Linked DNA regions of Homo sapiens: region 1 is linked to region 2. The links are chromatin loops, found by intact Hi-C in ENCODE. Cell type or tissue: heart left ventricle. All regions are shown on one strand. Each heading gives the region's core, and the rest is flanking DNA. Links, peaks and the distances in the headings are about the cores only. Region 1 overlaps TMEM131L (transmembrane 131 like). Region 2 holds the start of LOC105377498 (a long non-coding RNA gene).

Region 1 (8,326 bases), core at 126-8,125, 50 kb after region 2:
AAGCCTCATCAATTTGGAAAATGTAATAATTTGGATAAGGTTTAGCTAAAATTCTAATTTTCTTCAAACTCTATTTTTAATTTAAAGTGAACTAAAAAGAAAAAATTGGGCTATGTGCAGTGGCTCATGCCGGTAATCCCAGGACTGTGGGAGGCCAAAATGGGAGAACTGTTGAGCGCAGGAGTTTGAGGCCAGCCTGGGCAACATAGTGAGACCTCCATCTTTTAAAAACCTTCTTTTTTTTTTTTTATAATTAGCTAAGCATGGTGGCATGGACCAATAGTCCCCACTACTTGGAAGGCTGAGGCAGGGGGATCGCTTGAGCCCAGGATTTCAAGGTTGCAGCGAGCTATGATCATGCTACCTACACTCCAGCTCGGGTGATGGAGCAAGGCCCCATCTCAAAACAAGAAGGAAAAAACTGCCAGGTGTGGTGGCTCCTGCCTACAATCCCAACACTTTGGGGAGTGGGTGGATCACTTGAGCTTAGGAGTTCAAGACCAGCCTGGGAAACATGAAACCTTGTCTCTACAAAAAATATTTTAAAATTAGCCAGACACGGTGGCAAGTGCCTGTAGTCCCAGCTACTCAGGAGGGTGAGGTGGAAGGATGGCTTGAGCCCGGGAGTCTGAGGTTGTAGTGAGCCAAGACTGGGCTACCGAACTCCAGCCTGGGTGACAGAACCAGACACTGTCTCAAAAACAGAAAAGAAAAGAAAAAACCCACACTCTAAAAAAGTACTACTAAAAAATAATCCAAATATCCAGAGACTAATTATATTAAATGTGTATATAAGGCTTTCACTATACTAAATAAATGCATAAGACGTACAACTTGGAATAAAACGACTAATTTGACAAAATAGTTTAAATTGTCCCTAAACAAATTTACATGACTAAAAGTTAAGTCTTACCATATGAATGATTACAGAGCAACAAAAAAAACTGATAAGGACCACTGAGAAAACAGTAATACGAAAGACTAGTGATTTACTTTCATATGACTGACACCTCTAATTACCGTCTACCTAATAAAAATCCCCAAAGCAAGTGTGTGGACAAAAAATGCCTCCAATCCATCTCAAAACACGGTTTTTCTCTTCTCTGTTTACCAGTTTCCTATTGCACTTACTTCCTACCTACTCTCTTCCCTTCTATTAGTCAATATTACAGGTGTTCAGCTCTCTAGGAACATGTCTTTCCTTCACCAGTTTCCCCTTTTATCCCCAATTCAAAAGTGGAAATAAAAAGAAAACGTAAGCAGTGTGCATTTACGTGACAGGCCTTAAACTCAGCAAGAGATCAGGTTACTTGATATCTGTGTGTCCATAAAGCCTATTCCACATGCCACAAATGTATTTCTGACTTCGACACGGACAATACCTATATGACACATCTCTGAACGGGGTCTTGTTTTTGTGGTGCTTTTCTTTGGGTTTTAGGCTTTCTTTTTTTTTTTTTTTTTTTTTGAGACAGAGTCTCACTCTATCGCCCAGGCTGGAGTGCAGTGGCGTGATCTCGGCTCACTGCAACCTCCACCTCCCGGGTTCACGCCATTCTCCTGCCTCAGCCTCCCAAGTAGCTGGGACTACAGGCCCATGTCACCAGACCTGGCTAATATTTTTATTTTTAGTAGAGATGGGGTTTCACCATGTTAGCCAAGATGGTCTCGATCTAATGATCTCATGATCCACCCGCCTCGGCCTCCCAAAGTGCTGGGATTACAGGCATGAGCCCCCACGCCCGGCCGCTCATTTTTTAAATCTAGAAGCTTTTGTTTCCAACAAGGAGCAACATAACTTTCATGAGCCCTTCCAGTACTCACAATAACTTTATGTTTACCCAAATAAACAACTAGGAATAACCTCCCTCTCCTAACTATATTACCTGAAAGTGGTGAATTAATGAAACCCCTTCCCAGCTCCCTAAACATACTTTCAAATTAAAATAAGGCCTGAATTTACAACCCAGGTTAAATGGATTAAAAGATTAAGGACTAGAGAGCAAGTGCCTTCTCCATCTCACTCTCACATTTCAACCTCAAATTACCCCAGCCCTCTAATGACTAGAGTAGTCACTGTAAAGGCGCCTAATTACCCACGAATTACACCAACTGTAACCAATTTCAGGATCACAGATCAGATTTTCCCAAAACATGAATCTGCTAATTAAGTTACCTGAAAGTCAAACTAACACGCAATTTGGATGTGACATTTATCCACCTGAAAGTAGACCTGTTAAGTATTTCAATTCACAGTAACAGCAGCTATTCCTTATGGACAGCACTATTACACACTTGGAAAACTGCAGCTGAAATACACGGACGCAGGAAGAGACTCATCTATGATTCAAGCATTTCCAGGAAATAACAAAAGGATTCTCCTGGCAAACCAACAGAATGGCCCACCAAGACCTGCTTCAGCCTGGGAATCAACTCGTATTCATTTGCTAAATTAAACTGATAATGAAACAAGTTTAAGATACTCACATACAGAGACACACCACAGCACACACAGCCTGGCACCAGTTACATTAGTCGCTTTTTTCTGAATTCTGACACAAGGAACGAGGTTTGATTTCATGGTTTTGCCTATTTGCTCATTATTAAATCTGCCCACTTATTTTCCGCAAGAAAAAAAAAAAATTGGGCCAGGCGCAGTGGCTCACACCTGTAATTTCAGCACTTTGGGAGGCCAAGGTGGGTGGACCATGAGGTCAGGAGTTTGAGACCAGCCTGACCAACATGGTGAAACCCCGTCTCTACTAAAAATACAAAAATTAGCCGGGCATGGTGGTACATGCCTGTAACCCCAGCTACTCAGGGGGCCGAGGCAGGAGAATCGCTTGAACCTGGAAGGCAGAGGTTGCAGTGAACTGAGATCGTACCACCGCACTCCAGCCTGAGTGAGAGAGTGAGACTCTGTCTCAAGAAAAAAATACTTCTCCCCAGTGCTCACAATCTTGTGAAAATAAAGAATTTTCCTTGGACGTGCTCCTACAGATACACAAAGAAATAATTCAGAAATAAAATCCATTCAACCAAAAGGCCAGGTTCAATGAGCTGGGAAGAAACTGCGTGGGTTTTGCAGCTGCGGCTGGAGCCCAGGAGTCCAAAGCTGCCGTAGACTGGTCTGTGCAGCTCTCAGGAAGGAAGCTTCACAGTGGATCGCTTCACACATCACCAGCCCAATACCAAAAAGGCGTTTCTCAGGAGCCCTGGTGTTGGGGGAGGGCAAGGAAAACAAGTGAGGGACATTCACAAGGGCTCACAGACGAGTCTCGCTGGGGACTATGTGTTATGGGTTAAACTGTGTCTCCACCAACCCCAACATGATATGTCAAAGTCCTAACCCCAGTACCTCAGAATGTGACCTGACTTGGAAACAGGGTTGGTGCAGATGCAATTAGTCCAGATGAGGCTGGACTGGAGTAGGGTGGGCCCCTGCTTCAATATAACTGGTGTCCTTATACGACAGCCACGTGAAAGCACGGAGACACCCAGGGAGAGCGCTGTGCGACAAGAGACTGGAGTGCCGCAGCTGCAAGCCAAGAAACCCCACAGGCTGCCGGCGAGCCCGCAGAAGCTAGGAAAAGGCGAGGGCGGACTCCCCGAGGGTTTCAGAGGCAGCGTGGCCCTGCCGGCTTGACAGAGGACTTCCAGCCACCGGACTGTGAGGAGAGAATACAATTCTGTTGTTCTAAAGCCGCGCAGTTTGTGGCACTTCGTTAGACAGCCCTGGGAAATTAATACACCACACTTGAACTTGAGTTGCTTCCTGTTGCCCTACTCCATCCAGCCCCCTCAGCTGGCAAATGCTCCCACTCCACCACAACAGAGCCGCAGGGAATCCCCGGGTTGCTGTGTGGCTGGGGAGGCCCTTCTCCCCTGTAAGTGGCACACAACAGGCTGGGCTATCCCAGGCCCAGGCCCTTGTCCCAATTTTGTTCCTTCTCTCCAAGTTCCCGGCTGCCTCCTCTGGGCCCTGCCCTCACCAGGGCCCGGTCCCCACTCCTCCCACAGGCAGCCCTGGCCCTCCAGCTGCAGGACGGGGTGTGGAAGTCCCCTTGGGGTGGGCAGTGCCCCGTGCTGCTTCCGCCCACCCCAGTTTCTCACAGAATTTTTAGAACACTTCTTTCAGTTTTGCCTTAAGTAATATCCTTCCTCATGCCCCAACAACCCCACTCACACTGGTGCACTCACGCACCCTCATTCTCTCTTACACACAACTCAGCCACAGGCCCACAGGGTCTCTCTCTCTCACACAAAACTCAGCCACAAACCCACAACGGTCTCGGTCTCTCTCTCACACACACACACGCACACAAAACTCAGCCACAGGCTCACCAGGGTCTCTCTCAACATGCACACATACACACACACACCCCTCAGTCATAGGCTCACAAGAGTCTCTCTTGTCTCTCATACATACACAAACACACACAACCAGCCACAGGCCCACAAAGGTCTCTCTCTTTGTCCCTGTCTGCTCTCTCGCACTCACAAACACACATCTCAGCCACAGGCCCACCAGAGTCTGTCTGTCTCTTTGTCTCTCTCACTCTCTCTCACACACATACACCTCAGCCACAGGCCCACAAGGGTCTCTCTCCTTGTCCCTGGCTCCTCTCTCTCGCACACTCCCACACACACACATACAGCTCAGCCACAGGCCCACGAGGGTGTCTCTCTCTCTCTCTCTCTCACACACACACACACACACACACACACGCCTGTGCAGCTCCACAGGGGCCTGGGCCAGGAGACAGATCTGAATACACATACCACCCTGTGCTGTGAGTGGCCACTCCCATCCAACAACTGAGACTTTCTGTTACTGGGCCAAGGTTTTCTGCCAAACTTACTTCCCTTATAATGAATGAATTCTCCCTCAGAAGGTTCCTCAGTCCTCCCCTGGAAGCTGACCTGCAATGGCCTAACCCACCTATTTACCAGGCATGCCAGGACATATGAGACCCTGATAGGTGGACACCAAAGCTCAGCCTGGAACCCCACCCCCATGTGCATCATTGCAGCAGAACTTCTTCGGACACACTCGATCCACCAGCTAACACTCCATACCCTATGAAGAGAATACGTACGGATTCTAGGTTTGATAAAATCCTGGGCCAGTGGTGGTAAGTCAGGCTGAAAAGCAACCATCTCCCAATTTCCACCCACTGTTTTACCTACAAGACTATTTCTACCTCTCATTATTTAATCCTCCACAAAAAGTATATTTTGTAACATGGTCCCTGAGCTGCCTCACCCTGGGCCAATGGTTTTCAAACTTGAGCGTGCATCAGAGCCACCTGGAGGGCTTGTTAAAACAGATCTCTGGGCTCCTCCCCTAGAGCTTCTGATTCACACCAGGTCTGGGGTGGGGTCTGAGAACCGGCCAGTCTAGCGAGTTCCCAAGCGATGCTGATTTAGGTCCCTGGACCAGGCTTCGAGAAACACTGCCCTAGACCGCTCATTTCTCGCTGAGCTCAGGTGGCCCAGCATAGCACTCAGCATAGCACACACTGCTGTCGGCCTTCCCACTGCCCATTCCCTTCCTCCCACTTAGGCAAAGCCGGGTTGTGCTCCCTATGACTAAACCCTGCAGGACAGAGCTGATCACGTGGTTCCACCACTCCACAGGCGTGGGTGGGTGAGTGGTTCAAGGTGAGTGCAGACCCACCTGTAAGATGTGAAGGGGAAGTCTGCTGGGGAGTACTTCTGAGAAAGTAGCCAGGGGTTCTTTTAACCTGCCTTTGGATGTTCAGGTGGGAGGCTGGGAGGCTGTGAAGCACACAGACCTCCTGCAAACGTGAGGGGAGCTGCACGGCACACAGAGTCCAACAGAACAGACAGGTCCGAAGAACCAGGCTCCCAGGTGCTGACACTAACCTGCTGAGTAAACCAACCCAGAACCACCCTGCCTCCAGGCTTCTTGTTAAGTGACATCATGCATTCTTTATTGTTTGAGCTGGTTGAGTCAGGGTTTTGTTACTTGCTGCTGAAAATAATCCCAAAGCAAAGCAAGCTGACAGGACAGCTCCTCTAAAGGCAACCTCTCAGCACACATTACAATGGCATGTGTTCCACAAACTAATCCCAATATTTCAGATTTAAATTTTCCACATTTCAAAAGCTATGTAGCTGAATATCTGTGGATAATCCACACTTAGAATTAGCATAAAACTAAAGAAGTTATCTAGCATACAGTAAAATATTACTGAAGGACCAACCCTGGGTCTATCTTACACGAGTCATGCTCTTTTTTTTTCAGGGATTTGCTAGGAACCATATAATACTAGGGCCTAAGAAAGTATTCAGTTGCTTCCATCCGTTAATCTCGGACTTAGTCTCCTTCGACAGACAGCTGTACATCTAATTGGGAAAGTGGCTTTCCACTCCAAAGCAGACAAGTATGCACTTACAGAGAGAGGACACCTAGGATCACGCACATGTTCTGTCACTTCATAGCTCTATAACCTTCAACAAATTGTTTTACCTTGATGAACCTGTCTCCTCATCTATAAAATGGGAATACTACCACATATCCACCTGGTTATGTAAGGAAGATACATGTGAAAGCACTTTGTAAACCATAAGGTTTACACAAGGGCAATTACTTAAATCCAATTTTTATGGATTAAGTGGATTAACATGACCTGATTTGAAGAAACAGGATTAATTACAATCCTAGAAGAATTACTCCACCAAAAATGCATACTACATACACCTGTCATAACTACCAATCGAACACTGTTTGGATTGTAATTCAAACAGAACCTTTACTGTAAATAATTTAGTGGCAGCAACATCCACAAGGTAGTTACAACCCTCAAAGTCAATGTTGTACAAGGCACAATATCAATATGAATTATTTACTATATACATTTTACATGGTTCACTTGGCAGGCCACACACTATGACTATGCTTTTACTGAGGCTATTCTCTGGGATCCACCTTCAAATGCAACAGTGGGTATCTGGGCACTTCACAGGGGGGCAAATCATCTTTCCTACAGAAGAAGTTCAGTTTTAATCCAACATGCATGTATCATTCGGAGCCATGTTTTCCAAATAAAATACCTGAACAAACTGGGTAAGAACAATAGGGACTGGACAATGTTTCTCAAACTGGGATGTGTACATGTATGTTAGAGAAGGCAACGCAATGAATTAAATATGGCCACCTTCCTGAAACATAAATTGTACTAGAAGATTTTTGGAACATAATAAAAACGAATCAACAGTGAGTAGTATTTAAATTCTCAACAAATGCTGATTTTTTTTTTTTTTTTTTTTTTTTAATGAGACAGAGTCTCGCTCTTTCGCCCAGGTCAGAGTACAGTGGTGTGATCTCGGCTCACTGCAAGCTCCACTTCCCGGGTTCATGCCATTCTCCTGCCTCAGCCTCCCAAGTAGCTGGGACTACAGGCGCCCGCCACCACGCCCAGCTAATTTTTTGTATTTTTAGTAGAGACGGGGTTTCACCATGTTAGCCAGGATGGTCTCGATCTCCTGACCTCGTGATCCGCCCGCCTCGGCCTCCCAAAGTGCTGGGATTACAGGCGTGAGCCACTGCACCTGGCCTGAATTTTTTTTTTTTTAATTTCCAAAGAATTTTCATGCTTACAGGAGACTTTAAAAACTACATCCCTATGGCCGGGCACGGTGGCTCACGCCTGTAATCTCAGCACTTTGGGAGGCCGAGGCGGGCGGATCACAAGGTCAGGAGATTGAGACCATCCTGAGTAACATGGTGAAACCCCGTCTCTACTGAAAATACAAAAAATTAGCTGGGCGTGGTGGCGGGCGCCTGTATTCCCAGCTACTCGGGAGGCTGAGGCAGGAGAATGGCATGAACCCGGGAGGCAGAGCTTGCAGTGAGCCAAGATCGTGCCACTGCACTCCAGCCTGGGTGGCAGAGCGAGACTCTGTCTCAAAAAAAAAATAAAAATAAAATAAAAATAATAAAAATAAAAACTACATCCCTACTACTTTGGGAGAAAACTTTGGGAGAAAACATTGAGAAAGACTACAATAAGCAAACAAGACTTTTTCTCATATCATTTATAAATTGGTTGCAAAGACAATGCTAAAACAATGGTTCCAAAAACATTAATTGGGCACCACACATCTGTAAAATACTGCCTAGACTACCACAGCAATTATTTGTAACATGATAACATTCTTTTGTTTAATTGATTGGGGGGAAAATTACTATTTACTTCAGGGTCATATTTCATATGTGGAAGACTCTAACAACAAACTAATACTCTGGTGACAATTCACTTAAAACAAGTAACAAGCTCCCAGGAGACCCCATTATCTT
Region 2 (8,326 bases), core at 113-8,112:
GGTGCTAGCCCATGACCCAGACTTCTCCAGATTTACCCGCCTGAGGCAGGGCCTCCTCAAGCTGATGCCACAAGGAAGCAAAGAAGTTGAAGAATCTGTCCTGGGGGACCACAGCAGTACTGTAGCAGGGTAAGTGATGGGGTGGGGTTCTCAGCAGTCTATTTCCATGGAATATTTTTGGCTGTGGCTCTAGCTGCTAATCCCTCTTTTTGCCGGCTTGGTTTCTGGGCCTGGTTCTTTGGTCTTCCTAGAGATTCTGTCAGCTGCCCAACATCTTTTCAGCTCAAATCAGCCAAAGTTTGGTTTCTGTGGTTTGACTGATTCATTTCCCAAGCCTGTGTATCTGTGGCCTAGACTCTGCTGAGCTCCTGACTCGTGTTTCCATCTGTACCAGGCCTCATCCCGTGGATGGCCCACAGGCACCTCCCAATGGAATAAAAGATGCAGTTCACCATCTTGCTTGCAACGCCCCTCAGCTGGCTGTACTATATTCCCACGCCAGTGAGTGCCTTGGCCTACCTGCCCAGCTGAAAGCTTTGTTGATACCCTGACTCTTGTGTCTTCCATAACTCCATGTGCAACCAAAGAAATCTGTCCCTCACCCCCACATTCCATGAGGACCAAAAGGCATTTTCTCTCCAATTCAAAGAATTTTAAAATACATTATTATATTTACATATTTACTCTTACCACATTCCACATACTATAAAGATCTACTTTAGCCAACTAGTTAAAGGACTTTGCAAAACCCTATTAAAGAATAGGCCAGCAATTAAGCTCACATTTCCCCAACTCCCATCCCAACTTTCTCCTTACTCCAACTCCCATTCCAACTTTCTCCTTACTTTCATGGCTTCTCCTCTGTGGTTTAAAGATTTGACATCTTTCCTAGACGCTAGGGTAGGTCACTCTACTATATGTTAAAATAATGAAATGTGATTATAACATCTGCAAAATACAAAATACATTTTGCATTACCTTTCAGCTCTAGGACAAGTTAGCACGAACATTCAGTATTAGATACCTCCAGCATTAACAGAGTTTGCCAGACACTATACATAAAAAAAAGAAGCCAAAGCAGAAATTCACACGAACCCTAAGCAGATAAGGGAGTCTAGGGATGAAGGACTTTTTCCTCTTTGATCATGGGTGGACAATGCAAGCTCATGCATTACCGTGCATGTTATTTTTAGAAAACCAACCGTGAGTTCTCAAAGTGTCCATAAAAATTTAAGTTATTAGTTTCCTAAAGGTGCACTAGCCACGTTTTAAAGCTCATCTATAACACTTTAAGCAACTTGGTAGCTGAACTTATTCATACTGTAAAGGCAGACATGCCAAATCCCACCAACATTCATTTCTTCTATCTACCCAAGGCAGTTAGATTCAGAAATCCCCAAAGGCAAATAAAAACAGGCTGCCTAACTTTCACAGGCTCACAGTGTTATGTATGTATCACACACCTCCTACAATACATAACACATATGATACAAGGGAGAGCACAGTCCACAGTACTTTAAGTATCCACAAGAGGAAGAGATCACCTGGCGTGGAATAGGTTAGGAAATGCCTTTTGGAAGAGGTGGCATTTGAGTAGGATCTAGAAGGCTGAACGTGCTGTCTTCAGGTAAGGCTGGAGGAAGAGTTTTAACGAAGTGAAAAAACACAAGTTAAGGCATACAGATCACAGAAAGGCTGATAAGATAAAAAGTGAAGTACAAAAGATAATTAATTTCTAGAGTTTCTCAGTAGGACCGAAGAACAATCCTATGTAACTTTATGACCCGGAATAATATTTTACTAAAACACACTGAACTGACAGATGTTTTTTGTTTTGGGGTTTTTTTTTTTGTTTTTTTGTTTTTATTTTTGAGACAAAGTTTCACTCTTGTTGCCCAGGCTGGAGGGCAGTGGCGCGATCTCAGCTCACTGCAACCTCCGCCTCCCGGGTTCAAGCAATTCTCCTGCCTCAGCCTTCCCCAGTAGCTGGGATTACAGGCACCCGCCACCATGCCCGGCTAATTTTGTATTTTTAGTAGAGACGGGGTTTCTCCACGTTGGTCAGGCTGGTCTGGAACTCTCAACCTCAGGGGATCCGCCTGCCTCGGCCTCCCATAGTGCTGGAATTACAGGCGTAAGCCACCGTGCCCGGCCCTGACAGGTGTTTTTTTTTTAAAGTCCCAATATGAGCAAATATCTCAAAATGATCTTCAGACAAATACAAAGAATGTTAACAAGATTGCCAGAAAAATCTAATGAAAAATTTCTAACTATTCTTTGAAGGACCAGCCTCATGAGTAAAGGAGCCGGCAGGAGCAAGGGAGCCTCCTGCTTCACAGCAGCTGTTACAGTCGAGCACAATACTAACATGTATATCAGTGTTTCACTCCACCAGGGCCCAGTCCCATCTCTCAGAATACCCAGACAATATGTCATTATTCAAAAAGTTAAGTCTTCTCTCCTCAAAAAAAAAAAAAAAAAAAAAAAAAATCTAGCCTCTGAACATAATGTTTTTAAAACGGAATGCAGCAGAAACCTTTTTAATTGAAGTTTCATGCTGTCCATTCAGCAGACTAGCATAGACCACACACTTGCCCATAAAGTATAATTTACTATCACCAAGCTCACTTATATAATATAACCCCACTGTCAGAGGAGGACTTTAAAAACGATTTTTCTTATATGAAACCCAACAAACACTGGCACTGGAGAAACCAGTCTAGAGTGTGCCCAGAAAAACAAGGACTCCTTAACACAAGTCAGAGGACTGCTGGGTGTTTGTTTTGTTGGGTTTTTTTCCGCCTCCCCCCCTTTTGGGGGAGGTATGTGACTTAAACATATGTTGTATGAAAAGCAATTTTTCCTTGAGAAATAATGGTAAAGATCTCACTGTTTCTTTCCCAAGGTTCTGTGACAGAGGTTGCTCTTTGGCCCCTAATATCCCCCCTTCTCGTCTTCTTTCACATAATGGAATTTTTAAGTGGGCATATTTCCAAGGCTTCTCTGCATCTGGGTACGGCCACGGGACTAAGTTCCAGCAAATGGGGTGAAAGCCGAAGTATCGCGCCGGCAGTTTCCAAACTGCTGCCAGGAAAACAAACGTCTCCACCTTGTCCCACGAGTAGGAGATCCCAGTACCCTGGGGAAGGCGACGTGGGGTCCCTAAAGACTTCCTGGAGCCAGCGGCTGCATATCTGCAGACTCTCTCAGGAGAGAGAAAACACTCTCTTAAGATGTAAGCTTTAATTCTAACTGGAACAGCTTCCCATTCTTTTCCAACACCAGAAATTGCCAGCAGCAGCTGCTCAGCGGAACTAATACTACATGGCCTCATCACTCCAGCCCCTGCTTGCCCTGAGGGAGGCGGGTTTTTCAGCAGTGCCAGCCTTTCAGGGCGGCCAGAAGCAGAGCATCCCAATAAACCAGAAAGCTAAGTGGCTGAAGCAATAAAAGTCACTCAAACATAACCCAAATCTGATGGTAAAACAAAGAAAATCCTAAGTATGGAAAGGATGGTTCCTGCTGTCTTTCACTGGGAAAACCCATTGGTTCTGGTGGGGGCCTAGGGTGGCTTTGGCCCTGCACTGATGTAAACTGGGAAGTGCCTGCATGTGACTGGTTTAGAGCCTATCCTTCTGCTTCGTAACTAGACCTGCAGGGACGTACAAGGACCTCCATGAGATGCTTCAGGGAACCAAAGGTGGGAGGGTATTCCAGACTGATGTGGCCACACCAGAAAGAAAAGAGGTGCTAGAAGGAGCACACAGGTGACATCCCCACCTGGAAGGAACAAAGTCCTGGAAGGAGCATAGTCAATAAGAACCACTGCCATTTACATTTCAGGGAAGGCAAGGGGTAAGAATTATCCTACTCTTTGAAGATTGCTTAAAACATCCTCAAATACCGATACACATTACCTCCTTCCTGTGGGGTGGCTGGCAGGAACCTTACAAGGGAAAATACTTGTGTTCCCGCTCTACTTAAAGTTGTTCAGTGTTGTGTGAAACTGCAGAGTTCTTGCAAAATCAGAAGAGAAAAAATCAGGGAAAGTTGCATCTTGCTTCCCAGTTAGTCTAGGGAGAAAGGAGTCCATCAGATATAACACAGCAGTGGAAGAAACAATGAGGCTAAATTCCTACAGGTTTGTCAGAGGCTTTTGAACCAGAGCAACTCCATCTTAAATAGGAGCTGGGTAAAACGAGGCTGAAACCTACTGGGCTGCATTCCCAGACAGTTAAGGCATTCTAAGTCTTGGATGAGATAAGAGGTCAGCACAAGATACAGGTCATAAAGGCCTTGCTGATGAAACAGGTTGCAGTAAAGAAGCCGGCCGAAACCCACCAAAACCAAGATGGCCACAAGAGCGACCTCTGGTTGTCCTCACTGCTACACTCCACCAGCGCCATGACAGTTTACAAATGCCATGGCAACATCAGTATGTTACCCTATACGGTCAAAAAAGGGGAGGCATAAATAATCCACCCCTTATTTAGCATATCATCAAGAAATAACCATGAAAATGGGCAACCAGCAGCCCTCAGGGCTGTTCTGACTATGGAGTAGCCATTCTTTCATTCGTTTACTTTCTTAATAAACCTGCTTTTGCTTTGCACTATGGACTTGCCTTGAATTCTTTCTTGTGTGAGATTCAAGAACTCTCTCTTGGGGTCTAGATCAGAACCTCTTTCCTGTAACAGGTTCACTGGGTCCCAATCAGGAACAATCTACAAAGGTGGAGTTAACCATAAAGATGAGTACAAGAGATCATCTAATGCTCTTGTGATCAGAAGTTCAGTTTCCACTATTATAAAATTAAGGTAAGACCCTGTGATGGTTAATACTGAGTATCAACTTGATTGAAGGATGCAGAGTATTGATCCTGGGTGTGTCCGTGAGGGTGTTGCCAAAGGAGATTAACATTTGAGTCAGTGGGCTGGGAAAGGCAGACCCACCCTTAATCTGGGTGGGCACCATCTAATCAGCTGCCAGCGCAGCCAGGATATAAAGCAGGCAGAAAAGCATGAAAAGGCTAGACTGGCTTAGCCTCCCAGCCAACATCTTTTTCCTATGCTTTCTCCCGTGCTGGATGCTTCCTGCCCTGGAACATCAGACTCCCAAGTTCTTCAGCTTTGGGACTCGGACTGGTTTCCTTGCTCCTCAGCTTGCAGACAACCTATTGGACCTTGTGATCGGGTGAGTTTAATACTTTGTAATAAACTCCCCTTTATATATATACATAGAAGGGAGGGAGGGAGGGAGGGAGATAGATAGACAGACAGACAGACAAGACAGATAGCTAGATAGATCGATCGATTCTGTCAGTTCTGTCCCTCTAGAGAATCTGACTGACACAGACCCCCTAAATCCATTGTGAGGATTAAATGAAATGTGTTTGTAAAGAGTTTTGCCAAGCACCCAGCAAAGTGTTTCAGGATTTCTTTTATTAGAGGTTGTGGGGAGGTGGGCAGAATGCCTCCAACAGAACTCCAGTGCCCTGACAGCTAGAGGCTGCACTGCAGGCACTGCAGCAACTGAAGCAGGAGCCTCCCTTTCAATTCAGCTCAGGGAACTTAATTGTTCTTAATTATACAGATGCCACTCATATGCAAATCATACATGAAGAGTTTTCCTTTTAAATTGTAATTCTTCTTTCAAACCCTTGAGGCACTGAAGTGTTATTGCTGAAGATGTCTGCAAAAGAAAGAATGGCCCTGCGTGGTCCCTCAAGCCCAGGAGTCCCTCTCCACAGGCCCTCACTCCCTCTGCCCCATCAGCAGCTTGTTAACCCCCCCAGTGGCCAGGTCTGCCCCAGTCTTGCTCCTGGATTTTCAGCCCAGATCCTAACAACTTCCCCTGTCTTTCCAGCATTCTCCATCCCCAGACAAAGCACGGTATGAATCCTATGCAGATGTGCAGGAAGGCAGGGAAAAGCAAAGATCAGCTGGTAGCAACGTGGTTTTGTCCATTCAATCCTTCTCTCAATAAATACCCATTCCAAAAGAAGCAGAGCGCTCCAATAAAAATTGTGTTTTGAAGATTGTAAACAGCAACATGAAAAAAGTGCTGCCGTTGCCGTGACAAGTAAACAAAAGGAAACAAAGCTGCTGTGTGCAACAAGATTACAACTAAAAAAAATATACAAAGGAAAATGAGAAGGCAAATACCAAAATATTAACAGCAACGTTAGGATGAGTAGAATATCAGACACTTTCCTTTTGCCTGACTCTCCAAAATGGTTCTGAACCTGTGAGAATATTAAAGATGTTCAGAACGATGTGCTTTTTGAAAACTCAAGAGCAATAGGAAGGTACACTCTTCCTAAATACAGCTTATAGTTATTTCTTTTTTTGATTCAAACAGCATATTTCCACATTAATAAATTATTTAAAAGCTAACAAAAGTTAGCTTTTAAATAATTGGTTTTGTTATGTTGCTTCACTTCCCCTAACTCGCTGGCCACCTCTCAGTCTCCTCTACCACCCTTCTGAATGCAGAGACACCCCAGGCTCCAGACCCTGGTCCTCTTTTCTAAGCAATCTAAAATGACTCAATGCTTATCTGATCCAACGTGAAGGCTGTAAACACCACCCCAAATTTACATCTCTAGCCCAGCACCCTTCCCAACTGCCCATCCACATGTGCTCTGGAATGTCGAAAAGACATCCCAAAACTCAACAGGTGTGAAACTGAGCTCCTGATCTTACCCCCACACCCAACTGCCCACAGCCATCTCCGCTCAGTTGTTCAAGCCAATAACCCTGGAGTCATCCCTAACTGTTCTCTTTCTCACACCCCGCATCCCATCCATCGGAAATCCCATGAGCTCCGCTTTCACCAGGCCCACTGCCACACCTGATCCAAGCACCCATCATGTCTCTCCATCTCTTGCTTCCTGGCTGTAAGGGCCTCACTGGTTTCCCTGCCACCCAGGCTCAGCACTGCCAGCATGGCCTCTTTAAACCTAATTCAAATGGCATCACTGCTCTGCTCAAAATCCCCACAAGAACTCCGCATTTCCAAGGCCTCACGCTGTGCTCTCCCTGTGACCTCACCAACTCCACACCCCTCTCCAGGTCTGTACCCACGGTGCTCTCACCACAAGGGTCTTCTGGCTTCACTGGGAATATCCCAAGTATATGGTCCTCCTACCTTAAAGTCCTTTGCAGTGGCTGTTCTCTCTATCTGGAACATTCTTCACCCAGACAGCCTCATGGCAAACTCCCTCATCTCCATCAAATCCTCCAACTCCTGGCCAGGCGCCGTGGCTCACGCCTGTAATCCTAGCACATTGGGAGGCCGAGGCGGGCGTATCACGAGGTCAGGAGATAGAGACCATCCTGGCTAACATGGTGAAATCCCGTCTCTACTAAAAATACAAAAAATTAGCCGGGCGTGGTAGCACACGCCTGTAGTCCCAGCTACTAGGGAGGCTGAGGCAGGAGAATCGCTTGAACCCGGGAGGCAAAGGTTGCAGTGAGCTGAGATTGCGCCACTGTACTCCAGCCTGGGCGACAGAGCAAGACTCTGTCTCAAAAAAAATAAAAAATAAAAATAAATCCTCCACCTCCTTCAAATCCTTGTAAAATCTCACCCTCTTAATAAGCTTCAACCTCCTGTTTATAGCTGCAGCCCACACCACAATCCTCATCCTCTTTTCCCTTGACCGGTTGTTTCCACTTTTTCTATACCACATATCACCTTATAACATCCATAAAATTTAGTTTCGCAGTTTTCTCTTTCTCACATCCTATTAGACTGCAAGGTCCACTAGATTTTGGTCTATTTGGTTTGCTGTTTTGTATTTACAGAACACTCACTCGGTAACATTTGTTGAGTGAAAGAAAACCTTCCCAAACCGGTGTCATTGATTTATAAAATCACAATTCAGGCCTCATAATATTTCTTTTTAATTACTCAGTATAAAGCTGGCTTCATCCTAGCATGTCAGAAACTGCAGAATCATAAAAAACGTTTCCCAAACTTCAACCAAAACCTTCACCAAATCTAATTTACCAAAACAATAAAAGTATGTATAGAATACTTTTAAAAACCAATGTCAGGTTGGTTATATTTCTTTTTCAGCTTAAAAAATATATCGGGTCTATTCATGCCAATCACAAATACAACATTTAGTGATTTGCTAAATTACGAATGCTGTAAATGTTAGAGGGCAAGACAACTAAGAAACTTAAAAATGCAAAAAACATAGGATCCTACTAAGGAAAATAAGGTACTGAACCAGGCAATGAAAAGTTTAGAAAGAGATTAAGCTAGAAATTGCCTGATCAGGTGGATCATGCTCAAACAGGACTGTAAGAGGAGGTCC

The links. A loop is a pair of places that touch in the nucleus more often than their neighbours do. Peaks named below come from ENCODE experiments on the same cell type or tissue, not always from the same donor. Only the 100,000 strongest peaks of a DNase experiment are listed, where the experiment ranks them.
Region 1: it touches region 2 in a loop (1.9-fold over the local background); 26 of 110 quality-filtered maps call a loop at or near these places.

Annotation. Positions count from the first base shown.
Region 1 is chr4:153,484,096-153,492,421 of GRCh38, reverse strand. All of the region lies in intron 3 of TMEM131L (transmembrane 131 like), which reads right to left. Among named protein-coding and RNA genes, the nearest start is that of TMEM131L, 22 kb to the right of the region's middle. RefSeq lists enhancers at 2,930-2,989, 3,620-3,829, 3,980-4,149, 4,330-4,399, 4,500-4,619 and 2 more. In heart left ventricle, for the core only: no CTCF peak of the experiment used is centred there; DNase peaks (open chromatin) are centred at 3,561, 3,971 and 4,732; H3K4me3 peaks cover 1,281 bases; H3K27ac peaks cover 4,124 bases.
Region 2 is chr4:153,533,657-153,541,982 of GRCh38, reverse strand. The region is part of intron 3 of TMEM131L (transmembrane 131 like); the gene reads right to left. LOC105377498 (a long non-coding RNA gene) reads left to right here and starts at 40. Exons shown (of 3, transcript XR_939363.3): 1 at 40-129; 2 at 5,111-5,193. RefSeq lists enhancers at 5,394-5,899, 6,414-6,989, 6,990-7,566. In heart left ventricle, for the core only: no CTCF peak of the experiment used is centred there; a DNase peak (open chromatin) is centred at 3,112; H3K4me3 peaks cover 1,013 bases; H3K27ac peaks cover 1,290 bases.